Regions from separate parts of the Homo sapiens genome. Here all the other regions are linked to region 2. A link is an interaction called in ENCODE POLR2A ChIA-PET data of the cell type or tissue named here. Cell type or tissue: MCF 10A. All regions are shown on one strand.

Region 1 (4,000 bases), 66 kb after region 2:
TAGAAAAGCAATACAGATTTTCCCCTCTTTAGTCTTGTGTAATATATATATATATATATATATATATATATATATATATATTTTTTTTTTTTTTTTTTTTTTTTTTTTTTTTTTCCAGGCGGAGTCTCACTCTGTCGCCCAGGCTGGAGTATAGTGGCACAATCTTGTCTCACTGCAACCTCCGCCTCCCGGGTTCAAGGCATTCTCATGCCTCATCCTCCCGAGTAGCTGGGACTACAGGCACCCACCACCACGCCCGGCTAATTTTTGTATTTTTAGTAAAGACGAGGTTTCACCATATTGGCCAGGCTGGTCTCGAACTCCTGACCTTGTGATCCGCCCACCTCGGCCTCCCAAAGTGCTGGGATTACAGGTGTAAGCCATCGTGCCTGGCTGAGTAATATTTTTATCAATGTTTTGAGTTAAGGTACTTATTAAACTTAAGGGAGCTATAAAACATACAGTGTGATGGATTACAGGATGATTACTCAAAATCATTTCCATAGGTTGCAAAGAATCTTTTTAAAAAGATGACATTTGACTGCAATAAAGTACAATATCTTTGTTCAGAAAAATCATTTGAAAAGGACCAGGATTTGGGAGACTTGGCTTAACCTGGTAATGTGACAATAAGGGTAAAATGCAGTGTGAGCAGATGCCAAAAAAACGTAACAAAATAGAACAAAATGTGTGAATAGGAAACAGTGTCCACGTCCCAGGGGGTACCACACCTATGCTATTCAGCTCAAGATTTCTCAACTTATGTGTTCAAATACAGACACCACATTTACAAAAGCTACCACACATAGCAAATTAGAGTAATTCATTAGGAGACATTCAGGCAGGGTGTGGAAATCATGTTCTCTGAAAAAAAGATGTGAGAATTGGGTCTGATTAACCTGCAGAAGAGATTTGCTAAAGGGTTGTTGTGTGCAGAGGAGAGAATGGTTGCTCTGGATTTCAGATCTAAAACCACTGAGAGGGCTATTACGAGAGGCATTGGCTCAGCATAAGAAAGGATTGTTTTGGATATTGGAACTGAGCCACAGTGGACAGGACTTCCCTGGTGAAGTGAATGCTACATCACTGGAAGCATTCAATCAGAAAACAATGGCCACCTGTCAAGGAGGGTCTAAAAGGAACTGCAGAGGAGAGGAGGGGCCTACAGCCAGCTGATAACTTCCATGGTCTCCAACTTGAAGCTTCTGTGTGTCTGTTTATACTCTTAATTTAAAATGACTGCTCTCCTAGACACGGTTTATAGAAGAACACGTTGTAATTTGATTTGTAAATAAACAAAACAGCCTTCCACTGAAGAAATTCATTGCCAAGTACAGTTCATTCTCACAGTGGATTCTCATTATTTGTGGTACTTATGTTCTGTAAAGTGATCATGAACAGTAAATTAGTGAAAACTGAACCCTGCTCCTAGGGGAAATACAAGGCTAGGTTCCTGCAAACCTCTGGCACAACATTCTCATCAGCCAGTGAATATATAATCTTGTTTTATGTGTATTTCTGTTTCAAGACACCTTTTTAAATACTTATTGTTGATTCATTAGCACTGAACTCGCTGCCAAAAGCACTGTAACTCATGCCTGAATAAAGCTTATCTAACATGTATTTTCTCTGTAGGGCACTTCACAGCCTTCTGTGCTTAGGAACTCTATACAGCACTTCAGCAATAGATTTGGGGGCCACTTTAAACAGCAAAATCACCAACGGAAAGCAAAACATGTGATGGCTCGGCACAGTGGCATGTGCCTATAGTCCCAGCTACTCAGGAGGCTGAGACAGGAGGGTCACTTGAGCCCAGGAGTTTGAGTCCAGCCTGGTCAACATAGAGAGATCCTGTTTCTAAAAACAAAAAAATCATGGCACCAAATAGACCATGGAAAGGACACTCGTTTACAGTACGAGAGTTGAAACAAGAAGGCAGAATCTTGTCTTGTTTGGCCTCAGCTGGCAACGTTCCCGTAGGGTGACTCAAGTATCTCGTTACTGTGCATGTTCAAAAGTGACTACAAAGGTGCTATGACTACTTCGAGGTTACAAATAAGTTTCAGCAATAGGCAAATTTGCAAACAGAATCTGTGAATAATGAGGACTGACTATAGTTAAAGATTATGGAGAGAATGTTTTCAGTCAAAACCCATCAAACCTGTACATAAAGTTTGATGAGAGGCAGATCACACGAATGATTTTTGGAAATGCAAGACTACCACCTGCAAACAAAACTAGGATCCCACATTTAATTGGATGGGGCAACAAGAGTATCCCCTCCGCCAGGCGCGGTGGCTCACGCCCATAATCCCAGCACTTTGGGAGGCCAAGGTGAGTGGATCACTTGAGGTCAGGAGTTTGAGACCAGCCTAGCCAACATGGTAAAATCCCATCTCTACTAAAAATACAAAAATTAGCCTGGCCTGGTGATGTGTGCCTGTAGTCCCAGCTACTCAGGAGGCTGAGGCAGGAGAATCGCTTGAACCCAAGAGATGGAGGTTGTAGTGAGCCAAGATCGTGCCACTACACTCCAGCCTGGGCAACAGAGTGAAACTCTGTCTCAAAAAAAAAAAAAAAAAAAAAAGGCTGGGTGCAATGGCTCATGCCTGTAATCCCAGCACTTTGGAAGGCCGAGTTGGGTGGATCAGCTGAGGTCAGGCGTTCAAGACCAGCCTGACCAACATGGAGAAACCCTGTCTCTACTAAAAATACAAAAATTAGCTGGGTGTGGTGGCACCTGTAATCTCAGCTACTCGAGAGGCTGAGGCAGGAGAATCGCTTGAACCCAGGAGGCAGAGGTTGCAGTGAGCCAAGATCATGCCATTGCATTCCAGCCTGGGCAACAAAAACAAAACTCTGTCTCAAAAAAACAAAAAAACAACTTATCCTTCAGGAGAATGGTAATAGCAATCATTTATCAAGTTCCTACCAAGTAGCCCGTTTCAGGTAAACACTTTACAAACGTTCTATCATTTTCTCAGACTATGACAAATGGGATTTCATTGAAAAGCTGTAAGAAATTACTTAAGGCCAGGCACGGTGACTCACGCCTGTAATCCCAGCACTTTGGGAGGCTGAGGCAGGTGGATCACAAGGTCAGGAGTTTGAGACCAGCCTGGCCAAGATGGTGAAACTGTGTCTCTACTAAAAATATAAAAAGTAGCCGGGCATGGTGGCGGGCACCTGTAATTCCAGCTACTCAGGAGGCTAAAGCAGGAGAATCACTTGAACCCAGGAGGCAGTGGTTGCAGTGAGCCAAGATAGCACCACTGCACTCTAGCCTGGGCGACAGAGCAAGACTCTGTCTCAAAAAAAGAAAAAAAAAATTGCTTAAATATTTTAGACAAAACCTGGCTTTCCTTGTAATAAAATCAATTTCTGAGACAAAAACTATACATTTACTTTTTAAATAATGGTTATATAATTAAACATTTAAAAGTACTGGGAAATATCTATTGGAATAATTTTATAAAACCAAATAAATAATCCAAAGAGCCCCTCTAATTTTTCTGCTTTGGAAGTCAGAATTTTCTGGAAGCAAGGCAAATTTGTAGAAATGGTAGAATTAAACTAGTAATACAAAACTTACAGCCTCTCCCAACACACACATTTTAAGAGAAGCATAGAGAGAGTGACACTTTCTGGCTTCAGGGAAATTTAGTCCAAAGGTTTTCTTATTTGCATTCTGTCCTTCCTTCTATCTTGAGAGGCCCAATACCTTGAAGAGAACAGATACTCCTAATTTCTGGAGACAGTGTCCAACTTGAACCTCTTGAGACCACAAAGCCTTCTATAACTAGTCTCAGATTTTGAGAACAACCTGGGTCTCTGCCACATGACCAGAGTAAATAAAAGGAAAGAATAGACCGGATGTTTGTCAGCCCATGTGCAGGGAATGATAAATATTTTGAGTTGTGGAGACAAAGCAGCTTTCAACTCACAAGGTCATGCTCCTCCCCTTTGCACTTCAGTAGTCAAGCTATCCTGTCCTTTGAGG
Region 2 (4,000 bases):
AGGGAAGGGACCTGGGGCAGGAGAGCAGATAGAGGTGGAGAGATGCCAAGGCCGGTTGTGTGGGGAGACATAGATAGTGCTGGGAAAAGCAATCAACCTGATGACACTGGGGATTTTGCAACCTAATGACCCCAAGGACTAAATTGCCAGGAATTGCACTCCTGGCCCAGGTCTCTTAGCAAACCTGACCTATGTGAACCCAAAGAGGAGTCCGTGGCTCACAGCCAGTTTGGCTTGCAAGTTTTCTGGTCTGAGGGAAGCTGGATGCATCCCCCACCTCCACTAACAAGGCTTGCTTCACTGCGTGCCTGGGAAAACCGGGGGACAGGCCCTGGCCAGAGGACTGCGAAACAAAGCTGGATAAGACATACCCCCAAGGGAAAATGTACCTTGTACCAACACAAGGTGCTATGGGGAGAGAGAAGAGAACCACCCAACCCAATCTGAGAGGTCAGGGAGGGCTTCCTGGAGGACATGGCACTTGAGCTAATCAGGAAGGACATTTGAGAGTTTTCAGAGAGGAAAGGGTTCCATGCAGAGGGGACACTACGGTAGCAAGAGAGAATGGGCCATCTATCCATGCAAGTAGCTCAGTATGTCTGGAGCCTGGGGTGAGTGTGTGGAAGTGATAAGAGATGATGCCGGGTCAGGCGCGGTGGCTCACACCTGTAATCTCAGCACTTTGGGAGGCCGAGGTGGGTGGATCACAAGGTCAGGAGATGGAGACCATCCTGGCTAACATGGTGAAACCCTGTCTCTACTAAAAATGGAAAAAATTAGCCGGGCGTGATGGCAGGTGCCTATAGTCCCAGCTACTCAGGAGTCTGAGGCAGGAGAATGGCGTGAACCCGGGAGGCGGAGCTGGCAGTGAGCTGAGACGGCGCCACTGCACTCCAGCCTGGGTGACAGAGCAAGACTCTGTCTCAAAAAAAAAAAGAAAAAAAAAAGATGATGCCAGAACGAAGGATACTCTATCTGAAAGGCACTGGGGAGTCTTAAAGGATGTTAAATAGTGGAGTTACCTGATCATGGACACGGAAGTTTGCTAAAGTCACCAATGATCTTTCTGTTGCCAAGTCCATTGTGTATCTTTTAGTCAGCTTCATATGTGAATTCTCTCAGCAGCATTTGATCCTGCTGGCCTCCCCCTCCAGGCTGAAGCACTTTTGTCTCTTGACTTCTGAGTCCTGTTCTCCTGATTTTCTGTCTACTTCTTTCATCACTTCTTCTTGGCTTCCCTTGCTGACTGTGCCTCCTGTCTCTGGCCTCTGACTGTTAGTGTCCTACAGGGGTCAGTCCTGGTTCCTTCTCACCATTCACTCTTGTTCTCAACCACCTCATTTCTTCCCATAGCTTCACATGCATCTATTACATGTGATCGTATCAGGGGAAGGGGAATACAGAATCAAGCTTGAAGGCCCTGTCTCCTGGGTGTCATGGCTGAGTGAGACATGTTCAGACTGAATCGTGAGCAGTTGTGGGATGAGTCAGGATGAGTTGTTCAGGGATAAGCAGAAACATGTATTAGAGGCTGACAAGTTGCTGATTAGTATAGTTGGTGCCCTGGATCTGAAAGAAAGCAGCATCCAGGACTCGCTGTTCCCAAGGGTAGAGGGGAGGGGTGGACACTGTAATATACATTAAAAAGCCAAGTCCAAGGTCTGAGAAGAACACGAAAGCAGGGAGGGGCAGGGAAGATGGGCAGGCGTGGCAGGGCAAGCGGACTCCAAAGTCCAGAGAGACACCAGAGTCAGGGACCCAGGACCACTGGATCCAGGGGATAGATTGAGGAGTGACTGCTAGTGGGGACAGGGTTTCTTTTAGGGGATATGAAAGTTTTCTGAGATCAGAGTGTGGTGATGGTTGCACAATCTTGTTAATATAGTAAAAAGCATGTCACTGTATACTTTAAGGGCAAATTGTATGGTATATGCATTATATCAAAATTAAGCTGCTAAATACATTTGAGGTGGGCCAGGCACAGTGGCTCATGCCTGTAATCCTAGCACTTTGGGAGGCCAAGGTGGGTGGATCACTTGAGGCCAGGAGTTTGAGACTAGGCTGGCCAACATGGTGAAACCGCATCTCTACCACGAATACAAAAATTAACCAGGTATGGTGGCACATGCCTGTAATCCCAGCTACTTGGAAGGCTGAGGCAGAAGAATCACTTGAACCCGGGAGGCAGAGGTTGCCATGAGCTGAGATCGTGGCACTGTACTCCAGCCTGGGTGACAGAGCCAGCCTCTGTCTCAAAAATAAATAATCTGAAGTGGATTACAGATATAAATCTACAACATTAAATATAGAAGACTAGTTCAATAATTTTGGTATGGGGAAGGCCATCCCAAGTATGGCTATATAAAAGACAATATTAACAGATTGAGCTACATTGAAACAAACAAAAAAAACTTTGTGAAAGACACAAGAAAAAATATTTATCATGGACTTTTGCAACCTGTGTGACATATTTAGAGAGGGTTCTTTAGAATCATTATGAGGCCGGGTGCGGTGGTTCAGCCTGTAATCCCAGCACTTTGGGAGGCCGAGGTGGGCAGATCACGAGGTCAGGAGTTCGAGACCAGCCTGGCCAACTAACATGGTGAAACCGTGTCTCTACTAAAACTACAAAAATTAGCCAGGCGTGGTGGTGTGTGCCTGCAGTCCCAGCTACTCGGGAGGCTGAGGCAGGAGAATCGCTTGCAGTGAGTCAAGATCGCGCCACTGCACTCCAGCCTGGGCGATAGAGTGAGACTCCATCTGGGGGGAAAATACATATATAAATATATATATATAATATAAATATATGTATATATAAAAATATATATATAATATAAATATATGTATATATAAAAAATATATATATATATTTAAAATATGAACTCCCTGATAATATGCAGCACTGGCCAGAGTGGGGAAAAGTGGGTACTTGGGTGGAGAAACAGACTGTGGATATAAATTGGTCCAGCCATTTAGAGGACAATTTGGTATCCAGGAGTGAAATGCACAACATTTCCGACGGGTGTGACACAGCCTGGGTCAGAAGCACCAGCTGACAATAACCCATCTGCTGCACTGGGGCAGACAGGCTAAAAGCCTGTGGGAGATCCACTGAAATGTTCAGCATAAACCAACTCTGTTCCAGAGTTTCTGCTTCTAAAAGCATATCCTCAGAAATGGCTCAAAGACACACAAAGAATGTTTATTACAGTGTTGCTTGTGATAGTAAACAATGTCCGCTCATAGGAAATTGGTTCTACAAATGATGATGCATCCTCATAATTACATACTCTACAGGCATTAGAAACAACAAAGTCAATTACTACCAACATAGAAAGATGCTTGAAATGTATTGTGAGAAAAGAAAGTTGCAGAACAGTAAGCAGAATAACCCAATTATAAGTACATATATGTTTGTATATACATTTGAAAAATTCTGGATAAATGTATAATAAACTATTAACGTTGGTTACCTGTGGAGATAGGGATATTTGGAGGGGAGAGAATATAGAGGGAGGGAAAAGAGGAAATTATTTTATGCATCTTTGAATGATTTTTACCTTTTGTATATGAAAAAATAAAGCAATTAGCTTGGAAGGAGTGGAGGGGAAGAGGAAAGACCCAAAATATTAATAGTAATTAACAGTGATCATACCCAGGTAATGGGATTCTGGGGAATTTTTCCCACTTCCTTACCTGCATTTTCTAGTTTCTCAACAATGAGCTTTTATTTCTTTTTCTTTTTTTTTCTTTTTTTTTTTTCTTTTGGAGACAGAATTTCACTGTAGTTGCCCAGGCTGGAATGCAGTGGCAAGATCTTGGCTCACTGCAACCTTCACCTCCCAGGTTCACACAATTCTCCTGCCTCAGCCTGCTGAGTAGCTGGAATTACAGGCACCCACCACCATGCCCGGCTAATTTTTATATTTTTTAGTAAAGACGGGTTTGCCATGTTCTCCAGGCTGGTCTCAAATTCCTGACCTCAGGTGATCCGCCTGCC
Region 3 (4,000 bases), 110 kb after region 2:
CGTGTTAGGAGGCCGAGGCAGGAGGACCTCTTGAGGCCAGGAGTTTGAGGCTGCAGTGAGCTATGATGGCGCCACTGCGCTCCAGCCTAGGCAACAGAGACACTGTATCAAAAGAAAATAAATTTAATCAAAGTACTTTTCAGGGACAGTACTCTAAATGAAAATGAAACTGAATCACTGTCAAATGGAATACTTGTTTTTCCAGTATTCCAGATAGTTTTCAGGTTATCTATGTATCTTCTCTTGCAACATCCGCTTCATACACAAAAGCTCTAGGATTGATGATTACATACCCAGTCCCACCCATTTGGACCCTGTTAAGCACTGAAGTTTACTACAAAAATATATATCATATAATCTCCAAACTAAATATTCATTGTTGCTTGTCCAAGACCAAAACTCTCATAATGGCCTAATTAGGTAATGTAACACAGGATGTACTCTTTTCTCACTTTTTCTTCTAAGAAACAGAGCCTTACTCTGTCACTCAGGCTAGAGTGAAGTGGCGTGATCATAGCTCACTGCAGCCTCCAACTCCTGGGCTCAAGTGATCCTCCATTCTCAGTTTCCTGAGTAGCTAGGGCTACAAATGCATGCCATCATGCCTGGCTAATGTTTTTATTTTTAATTATTTTATTTTATTATTATTATTTTTTTGAGATGGAGTCTCGTGCCCAGGCTGGAGTGCAGTGGCGCGATCTCGGCTCACTGCAAGCTCCGCCTCCTGGGTTCACGCCATTCTCCTGCCTCATCCTCCCTAGTAGCTGGGACGACAGGCGCCCACAACCACGCCCGGCTAATTTTTTTTATTTTAGTAGAGACGGGGTTTCACCGTGTTAGCCAGGATGGTCTCGATCTCCTGACCTCGTGATCCACCCGCCTCGGCCTCCCAAAGTGCTGGGATTACAGGCGTGAGCGACCGCGCCCGGCCAAAAAAATGGTCATTTAAAGCTTAAAAAAGCTGTTTGTTAACATGTATATTATTTTTAAATGAATTAGTAACTTAAAAATTTATTACCGTATTAGTAAGAATACAGTAAATATCAATACCCGTACCTGTAATCCCAGCACTTTGGGAGGCCGAGGCGGGCGGATTGCCTGAGCTCCTGAGTTTGCGACCAGCCTGGGCAACACGGTGAAACCCCGTGTCTACTAAAATACAAAAAATTAGCCGGGTGTGGTGGCGGGCGCCTGTCGTCCCAGCTACTCGGGAGGCTGAGGAATTAGAATTGCTTGAACCCGGACAGTGGAGGTTGCTGTGAGCCGAGATCGCGCCACTGCACTCCAGCCTGGGCGACTGAGCGAGACTCCGTCTCAACAATTTTTAAGAGGGTAAAGGGGTTTGGGATGAAATAACTGGAGAACAGCTGCTCAGTAAGAAACAAAGGGCTTCAATCCTGACTCGCGATAGGTTTAATCCAGCCAGAGGCCCTTCCCCAGAGAGCGCCAGTCACCGCCCACCCCATCCACACCCGCAACCGAACGCAGGACCCCCCCGCCCCCTGGTAAGAATCCTGGCAAATAACAGATATTGACGAAATGGCCGGGCTTATATACCATGCATACCCAGGCGAGAACAGGTTCACTGGGCGAGCGAAAACTAGGTCACGTAAGGAAAGGAGTGTCTTCGGCGAATCTTTGCGACACTGTCGTGTTTCAGTGGTTCCGTGCCGTAAAGAGAGGCCGGGAGCTGCCCCTAACCGAGGCAGCAGCGGACGTGAGCGATAATGGCGGATATGGAGGATCTCTTCGGGAGCGACGCCGACAGCGAAGCTGAGCGTAAAGGTGGGTTCGCTGGTCTTCGGAGGATGGGTGCGTGGCAGGCCTTCCGCTGTGGGAGCCGGACAACCGTGGAGGCTCCAGCGCCGCGGGCAAGAGGTGGCGTTTCCTCCACTCCTGCCTCAGCGCCCCCTGCACTCCCGGAGGTGCCATCCTCCTCCGGCGGGCAGGATGGAGAGTCAGACAGTCTGCGCCTCGAGGCTCTGGGTGTCGGTGGAGCAGACGGTTCCTGGGAGCTTGTGGAGCGAAAGGGGCGCGGGGCATGGGTGGAAGTGCAGGCGAGCCTGCGCAGCGCGGGTAGGAACGTTGGAGTCCTGTTCCGCCTTGCCTTGCACAGGCCAGCGTAGAGTAAGGGCTGTTTTTGAATGAATGGAAATGAATGCAGGAATATGGGATGGGGTGGGCGAATTTACAGAGGGCCTCAGAATGCCGTCTTGAATGAAACCAGAGCATGGTGTGATAGGGAGCTTGAGATGTCTGGATGACGAGTCTGGGACGGATAATGGGATGGGGTTACAGATAGATGTTTCACATAGGAGAGAATGTGTTCTCTAAGAGCTTGTGCAGAAACTCCAGAATTTCCGGAGTCTGTGATGTTAGATTGGGGAGTGCATGGGGTCTGTGTACAGAGAGGAGGAATGAAGGATTTGTTGATGAAATGAATGAATTAGTGTATGTGCATGCTGCTTGGAAGTTATTTCTGGCACAGGATTGTGGGTGTTTTTTTAAAGTTTACTTTTTTAGAGACAGGGTCTCACTGTGTTGCTCAGGTTGGCCTTGAACTTCTGGGCTCAAGCCATCCTTCTGCCTCAGCCTCCAAGTAGTTGAGACTACGGGCACTTGAAATATGAATAGGAGCTATTTGAAGTGAGAACCCAAGACCAAGTTCAGAATTCTTGCAACCCTCTAGGCTCCAAGTAAAGTGAGTCTCTTGTAGACAACATATATCTAGTTGTTATTTTCATCACCCCCAAATAAAACACTGTTCATAAAGCACTTACTCCTCATATGCTCCTTCCTCCAACCCCTGTCTGCTATTGTTTCTGTACTTATCTGTTCTGGGAATTTCATATAAATTGAATCATGCATTGTGGTCTTTTGTGTCTGGTTTCTTTTACTTAGCATAATGTCTTCAAGGCATTGTAGCACATATCAGTACTTTATTCATTTTTAATGATTTAATAATATTCCATTGAATGTGCACACCCTAAATTTGTTAATCCATTTATCTGTTGATGGACATTGGGTTGTTTGAATAGTGCTACTGTAAACATTCCTGGTTCCGGCAGGCGGATTTGCCTGAGCTCAGGAGTTGAAGACCAGCCTGGGCAACATGGTGAAACCCTGTCTCTACTAAAAATACAAACTGTTAGCCAGGTGTGGTCGTGCGTGCCTGTAGTCCCAGGTACTCAGAAGGCTGAGGCATGAGAATCACTTGAACCCAGGAGACAGAGGTTGGCAGTGAGCTGAGATTGCATCACTTCACTTCAACCTGGGTGATAAAGTGAGACTCTGTCTCCAAAAAAATAAATAAATTCATGTACATGTTTGGGTGCCTGTTTTTAATTTTGGGAGGAGGGTATTATGTAGGAGTGCAGAGTCATATGGTAATTCTTTAATATTTTGAGGAGCAGCCAAACTGTTTTCCATAGTGGTTGAGCCATTTTACATTACCACCAGCAATGCACCAGGGTTCCCTTTCCCCACATCTTTGCCAACAGTTATTTTAAGTTTTTATTTGTTTCTAAAGTAGCCATCCTTGATGTTATCAAGTGGTGTCTCATTGTGGTTTCAGTTTACACTTTCCCAAAGGCTAATGATGCTGAACATCTTTTTTTTTTTTTTTTTTTTTTTTAACGGAGTCTCAGTCTGTCTCCCAGGCTGCAGTGCAGTGGTACAATCTTGGCTCACTGCAACCTCCGCCTCCGGGTTCAAGCAATTCTCCTGCCTTAACCTCCCGAGTAGCTGTGATTACAGGCACCTGCCACCATACCCTACTAATTTTTGTATTTTAAGTAGAGATGAGGTTTTGTCATGTTGGCCAGGCTGGTTCCAAACTCCTGACCTCAGGTGATCCACCTGCCTCGGCCTCTCAAAGTGCTAGGTTCAAGCGATTCTCCTGCCTTTGCCTCCTGGGTTCAAGTGATTCTCCTCCCTTATCCTCCCGAATAGCTGGGATTACAGGCGCCTGCCACCACACCCTGCTAATTTTTGTATTTTT
Region 4 (4,000 bases), 67 kb before region 2:
TCTTCTCCAGTGTCCCTTCCCTTAGGGTGGCTGCTTTGGGGACATAGTCTCACTCTCCTTCCAGTGGCCAAGACCACTTGTCCCTTTGGAGCCCATGTTCACATACATGTATTTCACTCTTTTTATTTTTTGAGATGGAGTCTGGCTCTGTCACCCAGGCTGGAGTGCAGTGGCATGATCTCGGCTCTCTGCAACCTCCGCTCCCTGGGTTCAAGCAATTCTTCTGCCTCAGCCTCCCAAGTAGCTGGGACTACAGGCGTGCACCACCACGTCTGGCTAATTTTTGTATTTTTTTTTTTGCAGAGATGGGGTTTTACCATGTTGGCCAGGGTGGTCTCGAACTCCTGACATCAAGTGATCTGCCTGCCTCAGCCTCCCAAAGTGTTGAGATTGCAGGTGTGAGCCACTGCACCCGGCCCATATTTTTTAATTTTTAAAATAGCTCAAAAGTGGATTGTGTCTCCACTTTATAGATGGATGCCAGTATTTATATAAAATTTATTACCATCTACTTCCTAAAAGGATAAGAGGTGCTATAATAAAAGATATATATGTAAATATATATATATTTGTACTACATGTGTAACACATCTATTAGAGAAAGCAAGCAAGAGAGAAATAGGCCACAATTATAAGGTTGGTGCAAAGGAGTTTAGCCAACTCCAGTTAGAAGGCACAGTTCCAAGACTGCCCCTTGCTTCAGATACTGGCTGCAAATTTGAGGGTCCCCACAACCCCAGGAATTCACTAAAACAACTCGCCAAACTCATGAAAGTGCTGTACTTACTACCACAGTTTTATTACAGTGTAAGGGTACAAATTAGAACCAACCAAAGGAGGAGACCCCTGGGGCAGAAGCCAGGAGGCATCCAGACATGGAGCTGCGAGTCATCGTCTCCCTGGTGTGGTCACTGACGGCGTTGTTTCCTCTTGGCCACGGTGTATGGTAATACATGCAGAGTATTGCCAGCTGGGGAAGCTCCTCTGAGCCTTAGGTGTCCAGAGGTTTTATTGGGGGCTTGACCACACACTGCCTGTGTGGTTTACCTTTATAAAGTCTTCAGTCTCTAGAAGTTCGGGCAGATACCTTTAGTCTCAAGTTCCTCTGGAGATCAGACCTGATATGATGCATCCAAAAGCCCCCATCATAAATCACATTATTAAACTGGTGGCCAGAGCCCCCAAGCAAACCAAGCCACTCTTACCAGGCAGGACATTCCAGGGGCCCAGAGATCACTTCCAAGTAGCTGAGGGCAAAAGCCAGACCTCTGCTGCAGTGTCAGTTCTTCACTACTCAGTAGGAATCGTAAGTTCTCCACATTTTTTTATATCCTAGGGTAATATGTTTCTAGTTGGACATGAATTTTAGCAGATGCATAGAGCTGGATGTGTTACATAATCTGTCAATATCCAATATTGAAATATTAGATATGCAGTTCTAAATTACAGAAAGAATATATTGGGTAGGCCCTTCTGCAATGTGTAGTGAATATGATAACAGTGAACAATGTCTTCAACAGTAGTTTAGGAAATGATGCTGTGGCTGTTTCTTAATTTTACCCTCACTAAATGGAATGCAGCGGAAGAATTCCCATGGGGGTAGCGGGACGGAAGGAAGAGAGCAGCCTTACCAGGCCCGGATAGATAGCTTTCTGGTGACTCAGCGTGGTGCAGAACAGAATTCAGAGTGGAGGGATGGCTGGCGCCCTGATCTTTGTCATCTCTGTTTCCCCACCCTGGCATGTGGGAGGTGCTAGCACCTTTCCTGGCTGCCTCACTGGCTGTTACGAGGGCCAAACAGAGGAAGTTCAAGGCATGAACATTTGTGAAGGCATTTTTCAAAATGTGGCGGTCTAGTGGATGAGAGAGCGTCAAAGACGAAACTAATACTGACTCCTTATCGCAGGTAAAAGTACCATCTCCCCTTCCCAGACCTTTCCCAAAACTGCTAAGAGCAGCTGTGATTCATTTGAGTTTCTAGTGGTAAGTCTGACATAATGTTTCCCAACCATGACTGTGTGACATCCCTGTGACTCTGTTATCTGTAATAGACCCACACCGATGCCACATTCTCTAAAAGTCATTGTAGGTAATAATGGGGATATTTTTTATCTCAATTTACCTGGCTCCTGGGTCTCCCTCTCAGTTGTTTCCAAACTTGAAAGCTAAAACCCAAATGGTATTGCCACAATCCCCTTTCCCCCAAAAATGTGTCAATTGGTTATATATACAAGTATTTCTTATTTAGGAGCCATATCCCCAAGAAGCTTTCATTCAGGTATTGTACACTTACTATGATCTCATGTGTGCAAGGCACTGGGCCAGGTGTCATACTGGAATTCAAAGATGAATACGTAACCAAGATCACAACATTAGTTAGGTACTAAAGCAGAGATTCGACACTGGATGCATCACCCTGCAAAACCTTCCTGCTTCTCATAGCAATGCGAATAACCCTAAGTAATAAGTATCTCAACAGAGAAATTACTCAGGATGGGGAGGATGTATCCCAGCTCAGGGGTCAGGGAGGACCATAGTCCACAGCATGCTTGTCCCCTTACCATAGCCTAAGTGCAAATCATTCTCTACACATTCTGTTTTTTTTTTTTCTCTTTTTTTTAGTCAAAGAATCTCACTCTGTTGCCCAGGCTGGAGTGCGGTGGTGTGGTCTCAACTCACTGCAACCTCCACCTCCCAGGTTCAAGCAATTCTCCTGCCTCAGCCTCCCAAGTAGCTGGGATTACAGGCACCTGCCACCTTGCCCAGCTAATTTTTGTATTTTTAGTAGAGATGGGGTTTCTCCATGTTGGCCAGGCTGGTCTTGAACTCCTGACCTCAGGTGATTGGCCTGCCTGGGCCTCCCAAAGTGCTAGGATTACAGATGTGAGCCACCGTGCCCAGCCTCCTCCGCACATTGTATAAACAAGTTTGCCAAAGCTAATTACTGATAAGAAACTACCCAAGAATACACCTGTGTACCTCCCAAGCAGCTGGAAAAGCAGAAGGGACCCTTGGCTTTCCCAGTGCCTCAGAAAAAAGTGACCCCATTTTAAATATTGTTCCCTACAAAAAGAAAGCAGGGCACCTTAGGGTAAGGCTGAGGTTAGGTCTTTGGGAGGAAAAGAATAAAGTGAGGCTAGGATATTTTCTTGTTCTAGAAAGTAAAGGAACGTTCAAGGACCAATAGGGGTCATACATATATTAAAAAAAAAAACACAGCTGGCTTGAAGAGGCCCCAAATTTGGGGTAATTTGAGCATCAAATGTAGTAATGATAATAATGGATCATGATACAATTAAGAAAAAAAAACAAATTTATGGGTGTACAGTGATACTGGGAAGGAGGATTTTTCATTACAGAAAAACACCAGCTAATAAATACGGAAGACATTATCAAAATAAATCACCCTTTTGCACCCCTAAAGTAATATCTGATTCAAGCAAGGATAATCATGTAAAGCCTTTGTATGAAAGGTGGTTGGAGAAAATGATATTTTTATGGTCTCAAAATATCACACCACAGATTATTACTGATTACAAACAAATTACCTTTACCCTGGAGATATCTAGTGGTCCACCTTAACCAAGTAATCAAAGTTGGCTTTACCAATCTTGGAAGAGACATTACAAGCCTTGTGACATGAAGCAATAAGAAAGAAGTACACAGTAGCACCTTGATACTCTTATTGGCAAAATGTTCTACAGTACTTTAACCATTAAGAAACCATCTGACAAATCCACCATATGCGACATTCTATAAACAGCCAATCTAAGATTTCCTGTCATGAACAACAAACAGTAGGTAGTGTCTGTTCTAGGTTAAAAGATCTTAAAAAGACATAACAAATGAATGCAATATGTGAGCCTTGGTTGGTCCCTGGATCCTGGCGACAATCAGGGAAGATTGAATATGGCTGGCTTATTAAATGGTGTTATGGAGGTTTTGTTGATTTTCTCAAATGTGATAAGGATGTGGTAGATAGACAGGAGAATGTTCTTAT
Region 5 (4,000 bases), 83 kb after region 2:
CTGAGCTTCCCTTTATGGAAGGACTTCTTGTCCCTTCTACTTGGAGTACTGTCAGCAGACAGCAATCAGTCATCAACTCCTACAGCTGCAGAAAGCAACCTCACCCAAGCTCATGCCCTTTTGGGAACAGTCTGCATCCAGCAGCTGATCAAGGTATAATTTGGAAGTCTAGCCCTTTCAGGCTGGTTTGGGACAATGCCCAAGGGTCGCTGTAGCTCCAGAGCTCCTCATGAGGTCAGCTGAGGCTGCTGGGCCTTCCTTACATACAGTTTACTTTTCCTTCTGTCTAAGCCTGCTTCCTCCTCTGCCCTGGCACAGGTGTCGATCCCAAAGACACTCCCTAGCAAACATCCTGGACACTAAACTCTGACTCAGAGACTTCTTGCAAAGCTTAAACTGTGAAAATGCCCCATCATGCCCAAATACTTTAGTATTTCTTGCTAATAAGCATATTCCTCCAGCACAATCATCACAATCAGCAATGTTCAGAAATGATGGTTGTATTTAGTTATTATAGGTCTTCCGTCTTCTTCAATCTTGAATGGTTCCTTAGACTCTTTTACTTCTATGACTTTGATACTTTTCTAGATTACAGGCCATTTATTTTTATAGAATGTCTTTCCATGTAGGCTTGTCTGAGGTTTTATCATGATTAGATTCATGCACCTTTGGCAGAACAATCAGAGAATCAACGCTGTGTTCTTCCAATAGCATGATGTCAATTTGTCCCATCACTGATGTGGCTGATTTTGATCACTTGAATAACATGGTGTCTTCCAGACTTTTCCACTGTAAAGTTACTCTTTTTCTCTTTGTACTTAAGTATTTTGTGAGGAATACCTTGAAGCTATGTAAATATTCCATTCCTCATCAAACTTCCAGTTTTAAAAAAAATCTTTTTTTTAGATACTGGGTCTTGCTCTGTTGCCCAGGCTGGAGTACAGTGGCACGATCATTGCTTACCACAGTGATAATCATGATGAAACCTCAGACGAACCTAAATTAAAAGACATTCTATAAAAATAAATGGCCTGTAATCTAGTCTGAAATTCCTGGGTTCAAGCAATCCTCTGTCTCAGCCTCTGGTATGAGCCACCATGCCCAGCATCTGCCTCAGCCCGGGAATCAGCCATTCTCCAAGGGGCCCTGGTTCCTTTTGGTGGAGAATGGTATTTAGAAACCAAGAGCTGGCCAGGCGCGGTGGCTCACACCTGTAATCCCAGCACTTTAGGAGGGTGAGGTGGGCAGATCACCTGAGGCTGGGAGTTCGAGACCAGCCTGACCAACATAGAGAAACCCCGTCTCTACTAAAAATACAAAATTAGCCAGGCATGTTGGCGAATGCCTGTAATCCCAGCTATTCGGGAGGCTGAGGCAGGAGAATCGCTTGAACCCAGGAGGTGGAGGTTTCAGTGAGCCAAGATCGTGCCATTGCACTCCAGCCTGGGTGACAAGAGCAAAACTCTGTCTCAAAAAAAGTATAAATAAATAAATAAATAAAAAGAAACCGAGAGCTAAGCTGGGCATGGTGGTGTGTTCCGGTAATCCCAGCTACTTGGGAAAGAGAGGCAGAGGATTCTTCAGTCCAGGAGTTTGAGACTAGCCTGAGCAACATAGTGAGACCTCATGTCAAAAAAAAAAAAAAAGAAAGAAAAAAGAAAAGAAAGAAAAGAGAAACCAAGATCTGGGCATTATGTGTACGCATTGCTATTAGGTGTCACTGTTCTCAGGCCCTTTTTGTGGACAGAGCTAGGGAATATATGAAATATATGTATGTGTGTACATATATGTGAGCATTTATATATATAAACTTTTACATATACACACATTTACATCTATATTTATTTCTACATCCATCTATCTATATTTAAAATTATGAATTTACACTAATACCTTTCTAATCCAACACCAAATAATTCTTCTAGTTTTTTCACTTTCCACATATGTAACTCCATTTCTGCCAGTGAGAAACTTGATTCCTGCTATCCTTAACATGATGACTTATTTAATCAATCCTTCCATTTGTAAACAATCTCCTGGGTCTGTCTGTGACATCGTAAGGTATATATTTTGATCTTCATTTGCAGTTCCTGATGTAGCGCTCCTAAAAACCCTTCTAATTTCCTGAGCAATAGTGGTGCTAGGAGGATCTTTTGTTCTAATATTTGGTCTTTGACCTTGGTTCCTGACTCAGAGCTCCCAAGACTTGTGTAATTTCCTGAGTGACAGGTGCATATGATACAGAGCTCCTAAAGATCCTTGGAAATTCCTCTGATTGGTGCATCTTTTTCTAATGAGGTAACTTTTGGTACACTCCTGAATAGCCTCAGAATGGGAGCTGGTTGCCAGGGGAACCAACTATGTGATTGGAGGGTTAGAAATTTTACCCCCCCACCAACCATAGACCTCCAGGGAGGGGAGAGAGGTTGAAGGTTGAGCTGACCAGCAAAGACTGATGATCTCATCAGTCATGCCTACATAATGAAGCCCCCATAAAAACCCAAAGGGACAGGATTTGGAGAGCTTCCAGATAAGTGAACACGTGGAGGTTCCTGGAGGGAGGTGCTCCCAGAGGCGGCATGGAAGTCCTACACCCCTTCTTCCATACCTTGCCCTATGCATCTCCTCCATCCGACTGTTCATCCATCCGTATCCTTTGTGATATTCTTTAGGCGATAAATTGGTAAACATAAGTAAAAAGCATTTCCCTGAGTCTTTGAGCCACTCTAGCAAACTAATTGAACCCAAGGAGAGAGTCATGGAAACCCCACTTTATAGCTGATGGGTCAGAAGTACAGGTCAGAACCTGGGACTTGTGATTGGCATCTAAAATGGGGGACGGCTTGGCTGTGCGTGGTGGCTCACGCTTGTAATCCCAGCTCTTTGGGAGGCCGAGGTGGGTGGATCGCAAGGTCAGAAGATCGAGACCATCCTGGCTAACATGGTGAAACCCCGTCTCTACTAAAAAAAATGCAAAAAATTAGCCAGATGTGGTGGCGTGCACCTGTAGTTCCAGCTACCCGGGAGGCTGAGGCAGGAGAATGGTGTGAACCTGGGAGGCAGAGCTTGCAGTGAGCCGAGATCGCACCACTGCACTCCAGCCTGGGCTAGAGTGCGAGACTCTGTCTCAAAAAAAAAAAAAATATATATATATATAGATAGATAGATAGATAGATAGATAAATGAGGGACAGCCGGGTGCGGTGGCTCATGCCTGTAAGCCCACCACTTTGGGAGGCTGAGATAGGCAGATCACTTGAGACCAGGAGTTCAAGACCAGCCTGTGCAACATGGCAAAACCCTGTCTCTACAAAAAATACAAACAACGAGCCAAGCGTGGTGGTGTGCGCTTATAGCCCCAGCTACTCAGGAGTCTGAGGTGGGAGGATCACTGGAGCCTGGGATGTCGAGGCTGCAGTGAACTGTGATCAAGCCACTGCACTCCAGCCTGGGTGACAGAGCGAGACCCAGTCTCCAAAAAATAATAGATAAATAAATACTTAGTTGCCTCGAATTTTCTCCTAGACTTTTTCCTATACAAAGATACTTCAAATGTCCTAAAGCTATATAAACCCAGATCTCAGTAAGAATGGATTATTCACTTATCCTCAAATGTGCTCCAAGCTGTTCTCCAAGCTCTGTGCCGGATTCTTCTACCTGGCCCATCCTCCCACTGCATCTCCACAGGTCCTTTGACCTACATATCGTTCAAGTCACACTTCAGACACTATGTCCTACCTAAAGCCTTTGCCGATGTCGGCAACCCTAGACCCTCAGAGAACTGTGTATGTATCTATGACATAGCCTTTTCTGATTTATATTCTAATTACCATTCTTAGGAAACTAGAAACTAGTTCCCTGGAGACTGGTACCATTTCTTTTTCATGTCTTCACTCCCTGGAGGCCTTGCACACAGTAGAGGCTCTAAATACATTTGTCGCGTTATGTAATAAAAGTTTATATACTTTGTATTAATTTCTCGTTATGTGATACACTTTCCA
Region 6 (4,000 bases), 94 kb after region 2:
CCCCCCGGAGAACTGGTTGTTAAGCTTTTACTAGCGCATCACTGTACACATCCTCCTAGACATTTACTGCATATTTAAATATTTGTTTCTGGCCGGGCACGGTGGCTCATGCCTGTAATCCCAGCACTTTGGGAGGCTGAGGCGGGCGGATCACGAGGTCAGGAGATCAAGACCATCCTGGCTAACACGGTGAAACCCTGTCTGTACTAAAAATACAAAAAAAAAAAAAAAAAAAAAAAAAAAAATTAGCCGGCGTGTTGGCAGGCGCCTGTAGTCCCAGCTACTCGGGCGGCTGAGGCAGGAGAATGGCGTGAACCCGGAAGGCGGAGCTTGCAGTGAGCCGAGATTGTGTCACTGTACTCCAGCCTGGGCGACAGAGCGAAACTCCATCTCAGAAAAAAAATTTGTTTCTGAAAACATAGAAAACATCCAGTTTCCTAACTGGCTTTAGTGATTCAACAATATATGATGCTCCTTTCTTCAATACACATTCATCAACCTAATCCTTTTTATTTGCTACTTAGTATTCCACTGTGTAACTGCATCATTATAATTTATTTGAACAATTCTCTATTGATGGGTGTTTTGATGGGTTCCAATTTCTGGCTATTATAAACAAAGTTTTGGTGATTTTTTTTCATCTATTTGCACATCTGTCAAATTACTTTCTTAACATCAATTTCTAGACTGGATTTTTTTTTTTTAATGAGACAGTATCTTGCTCTTTCACCCAGACTAGAGTGAAGTGGCATAATCATAGTTCACTGCAGCCTTGAACTTAGACATGGAAATATTTAATCAAAGAGTATAGCCATTTACAGTTTAGATAGATAATACCAAATTGCCCTTTCAAAAGGCTGTCTTATTATTATTTTAGTAATAATTATTATTAAAATCTTGCTCTGTCACCTAGGCTGGAGTGCAGTGGCATGATCATGGCTCACTGCATCCTCAACCTCCCAGGCTCAAGTGATCCTCCCACCTCAACCTCCAAAGTAGCTGGGACTACAGGCATGTGCCATGCCAGCTAATTTTTAAATTTTTTTATAGAGACAGTGTCTTGGTATGTTGCCCAGGCTGGTCTCCAACTGCTGGGCTCAAGCAATCCACCCACCTAGGCCTCCCAAAGTGCTGGGATTCCAAGCAAGAGCCACCACATCAGCCCTGTTGTCCTGTTTTTTTTTGTTGTTGTCGTTTTTTGTTTGCTTGTTTTGAGACGGAGTTTCGCTGTTGTTGCCCAGGCTGGAGTGCAATGGCGTGATCTCTGCTCACTGCATCCTCCGCCTCCTGGGTCCAAGTGATTCTCCTGCCTCAGCCTCTGAGTAGCTGGGATTACAGGCCACCACTTCCAGCTAATTTTGTATTTTTAGTACATACGGGGTTTCTCCATGTTGGTCAGGCTGGTCTCGAACTCCCGACCTCAGGTGATCTGCCCACCTTGGCCTCCCAAAGTGCTGGGATTACAGGCATGAGGCACCACGCCCAACCTAAAAAAAAATTCTAAAGGTTAATATTGTTTTTGCAAATAGAAATTTATGACCCTGGGATATTTTTTGGCTGTTTTCCTATTAGTTACTTCTTTCTGACATTTTAGGCCCAGGATTCTAACCCATTTTCCTACCCAAATTTTGATTTTGTGTTAAGTAGCAGATAAAAAGTGTGTACATGTGTGTTTGCACATCTGAAAGTTAAACTTATCCATACATCACTATGAATCATGATTAACCTAAAATGTCACACCCATTTAAAGAAAGGAATTAATCCTGCCTGTCATTTCCTCATTGAGTAAGGAAATAAACTGCAGTCAAGGAAGTAAAATCTTCACTGGATTCTTTAGGGAAATTTCATCTTATGGAGCCCAAGAAAAAATTTAAAAATTTCCTTAAAAGGTAACAGTTACTTTATATAAATGATTACTTTATCAGCAGATGCATACAAATCAGAGTGCCTATAGTTGAAAAATATTTTCTTAGTGTTTTCTAGTCTGAAAAATACCTTTTTTATTTTTTTTTACTTGGGAAAAACACGAAAAAACACTGCCTCATTTTATCATAAGAAGTGTTTTGATTGCTATCTAAAGGCAGTATTCTTCAAGTCTCCTCTTATCTAAGACCTCCTTCACCACCACCAACACAGGACATTTTCTTTCTAAAGAAAAATTAGTAAGTGTATAGTGTATGTGTGAGTGTGTATGTGTGTGTACCTCATTTTACATATGATTGAGATCTCTTTAGGGTATACCATCACCATCTTGTGGCCTTTTGCCATATTACTGTTAAGGATGTTAATACTGCAATGCTTTTTTGCCATTGCAAGCATGAAATTCAGCATTATCTCCTCTTGGTAGTCCTCTGTGGGTGAGATGAAATATACTGAGGGCCAGATGCAGCCTGCGTGCCAGCAGTCCCCACCCGCCGACGAGATAGTATCTCTGCAGTTATGCTGTGTTCTCACACGATTCTAAATCAGCCAGTTGGATAAGGAAATCCAGTGAAAGATCTAATCAGAGCAGTTTTGCTGTAAAGTGAAATTTTCAGTTTTGCTTTGTGTTTGAGCCGGATCTGTTTTAGTGGTTCCTTTCTATTTGTAAAATTTTGGTTGGCAGGGAAGTCTACATTTCCTGATGTTTCTCTCTGTCTCTGTGTTTGTGCTGTTGGGATGTTTTCACATTTTTGTTTCAATATTTCCCCACCTCAGTACTATTTTATTATGTGCCTTAAAAAATTATTTTTCCATCCCCTTCTGTCACTCCTTTCCCTTTGTATTCTTAATCTATTTTTTTCCGTCCTTTCTTTCCTTCCTTATACTTCTCATTTTCAGTTTCTTTGATATCTTTTCTGCATATCGTTTTTCTTATTCAGCTTCCTCCACTAACACCCACAGCACCCTCCGTACCCCATCCTCCTTTCTTTGTTCCTTCTGATTCTTTCCTCCAGTAGTTGTTCCTGCTCTGGTGTTGAGTACGCTGACCTCATCCTGCCTGCTGCAAAGGTCTTTTTAGGACATAGCTCTCTGGTAACCCTCAAGCTTCAGGAAGGAGTCTAAAGTCTATCTATTCCAGGAAGCGGGTTCCTAAACCCAACCCTATATTTAAAAGGTTCCAAAAGGACAAACTTTGCTTCTGTCCTAAGAAATAATTTCTGACTCATTACCTTTATTCTGTTCTTTTTTTCTTCACATAAGTCTGAATTTTCTTTTTTTTCTTTTTCTTTTTTTTTTTTGAGACGGAGTCTCGCTCTGTCACCCAGGCTGGACTGCAGTGGCACGATCTCGGCTCACTGCAAGCTTCGGCCTCCCATTCATGCCATTCTCCTGCCTCAGCCTCCGGAGTAGCTGGGACTACAGGCGCCCGCCACCACACGCGGCTAATTTTTTGTATTTTTAGTAGAGACGGGGTTTCACCGTGTTAGCCAGGATGGTCTTGATCTCCTGACCTCATGTTCCGCTGGCCTCGGCCTCCCAAAGTGCTGGGATTACAGGCATGAGCCACCGCACCCGGCCGATAAGTCTGAATTTTCATAGGAAGCATATTGGAACCTTTTCCAAGCTTATATTTGCATGTCCAAACTCTCATTTGTATAGGGAGTAATTTATATACTAGTGCTTTGGAGATGACACTTGAATCTTATAAAAAGCAAGTTAGATTAATGGTGGTGGAGGAAAGAGGTTCAGGAAAGGGGTTTGCTATCATTTTAGAAAACAGCTTACATTTAATTATGGGAAGTATGTTTTCTGTCTTTTTCTGGATACCCTGCAAATGCTTCCATGAGGTAATCAGCTCTACGTTGAAATAGCTTTTGTGGCTGGGTGCGGTGGCTCATGCCTGTAATCCCAACACTCTGGGAGGCTGAGGTGGGCGGACCACCTGAGGTCAGGAGTTCAAGGCTAACCTGGCCAACATGGTGAAACCCCATCTCTACTAAAAAATATAAAATTTAGCTGGGCGTGGTGGTATGCGCCTGTAGTCCCAGCTACTGGGGAGGCTGAGGCAGGAGAGTCG

What was found. Peaks named below come from ENCODE experiments on the same cell type or tissue, not always from the same donor. Only the 100,000 strongest peaks of a DNase experiment are listed, where the experiment ranks them.
Region 1: POLR2A ChIA-PET joins it to region 2 with 14 read pairs; 17 of 35 experiments call an interaction of 5 or more read pairs at or near these places.
Region 3: POLR2A ChIA-PET joins it to region 2 with 62 read pairs; 16 of 35 experiments call an interaction of 5 or more read pairs at or near these places.
Region 4: POLR2A ChIA-PET joins it to region 2 with 12 read pairs; 8 of 35 experiments call an interaction of 5 or more read pairs at or near these places.
Region 5: POLR2A ChIA-PET joins it to region 2 with 21 read pairs; 11 of 35 experiments call an interaction of 5 or more read pairs at or near these places.
Region 6: POLR2A ChIA-PET joins it to region 2 with 31 read pairs; 17 of 35 experiments call an interaction of 5 or more read pairs at or near these places.

What each region holds. Positions count from the first base shown.
Region 1 is chr15:52,009,102-52,013,101 of GRCh38, reverse strand. MAPK6-DT (MAPK6 divergent transcript) reads left to right here. Exons shown (of 2, transcript NR_156732.1): 2 at 1,636-2,103. It also overlaps a transcript of MAPK6 not described here. Among named protein-coding and RNA genes, the nearest start is that of MAPK6-DT, 8.0 kb to the left of the region's middle. RefSeq lists silencers at 1,016-1,310, 1,776-2,070. In MCF 10A, no CTCF peak of the experiment used is centred here; a DNase peak (open chromatin) is centred at 1,971.
Region 2 is chr15:52,074,636-52,078,635 of GRCh38, reverse strand. All of the region lies in intron 1 of LOC112268150 (a long non-coding RNA gene), which reads left to right. Among named protein-coding and RNA genes, the nearest start is that of BCL2L10, 36 kb to the left of the region's middle. RefSeq lists an enhancer at 1,395-1,474. In MCF 10A, no CTCF peak of the experiment used is centred here; DNase peaks (open chromatin) are centred at 195 and 1,515.
Region 3 is chr15:51,969,473-51,973,472 of GRCh38, reverse strand. LEO1 (LEO1 component of Paf1/RNA polymerase II complex) reads left to right here and starts at 1,695. Exons shown (of 12, transcript NM_138792.4): 1 at 1,695-1,785. The coding sequence starts at 1,728. It also overlaps a transcript of MAPK6 not described here. RefSeq lists enhancers at 1,426-2,001, 1,649-2,178, 2,002-2,578. In MCF 10A, a CTCF peak has its summit at 1,883; a DNase peak (open chromatin) is centred at 1,642.
Region 4 is chr15:52,141,776-52,145,775 of GRCh38, reverse strand. The region is part of intron 6 of GNB5 (G protein subunit beta 5); the gene reads left to right. Among named protein-coding and RNA genes, the nearest start is that of BCL2L10, 31 kb to the right of the region's middle. RefSeq lists an enhancer at 1,986-2,155. In MCF 10A, no CTCF peak of the experiment used is centred here; a DNase peak (open chromatin) is centred at 1,675.
Region 5 is chr15:51,991,449-51,995,448 of GRCh38, reverse strand. It overlaps a transcript of MAPK6 not described here. Among named protein-coding and RNA genes, the nearest start is that of LEO1, 22 kb to the right of the region's middle. In MCF 10A, no CTCF peak of the experiment used is centred here; DNase peaks (open chromatin) are centred at 318 and 2,218.
Region 6 is chr15:51,980,693-51,984,692 of GRCh38, reverse strand. It overlaps a transcript of MAPK6 not described here. Among named protein-coding and RNA genes, the nearest start is that of LEO1, 11 kb to the right of the region's middle. In MCF 10A, a CTCF peak has its summit at 2,243 (motif pointing left); a DNase peak (open chromatin) is centred at 2,262.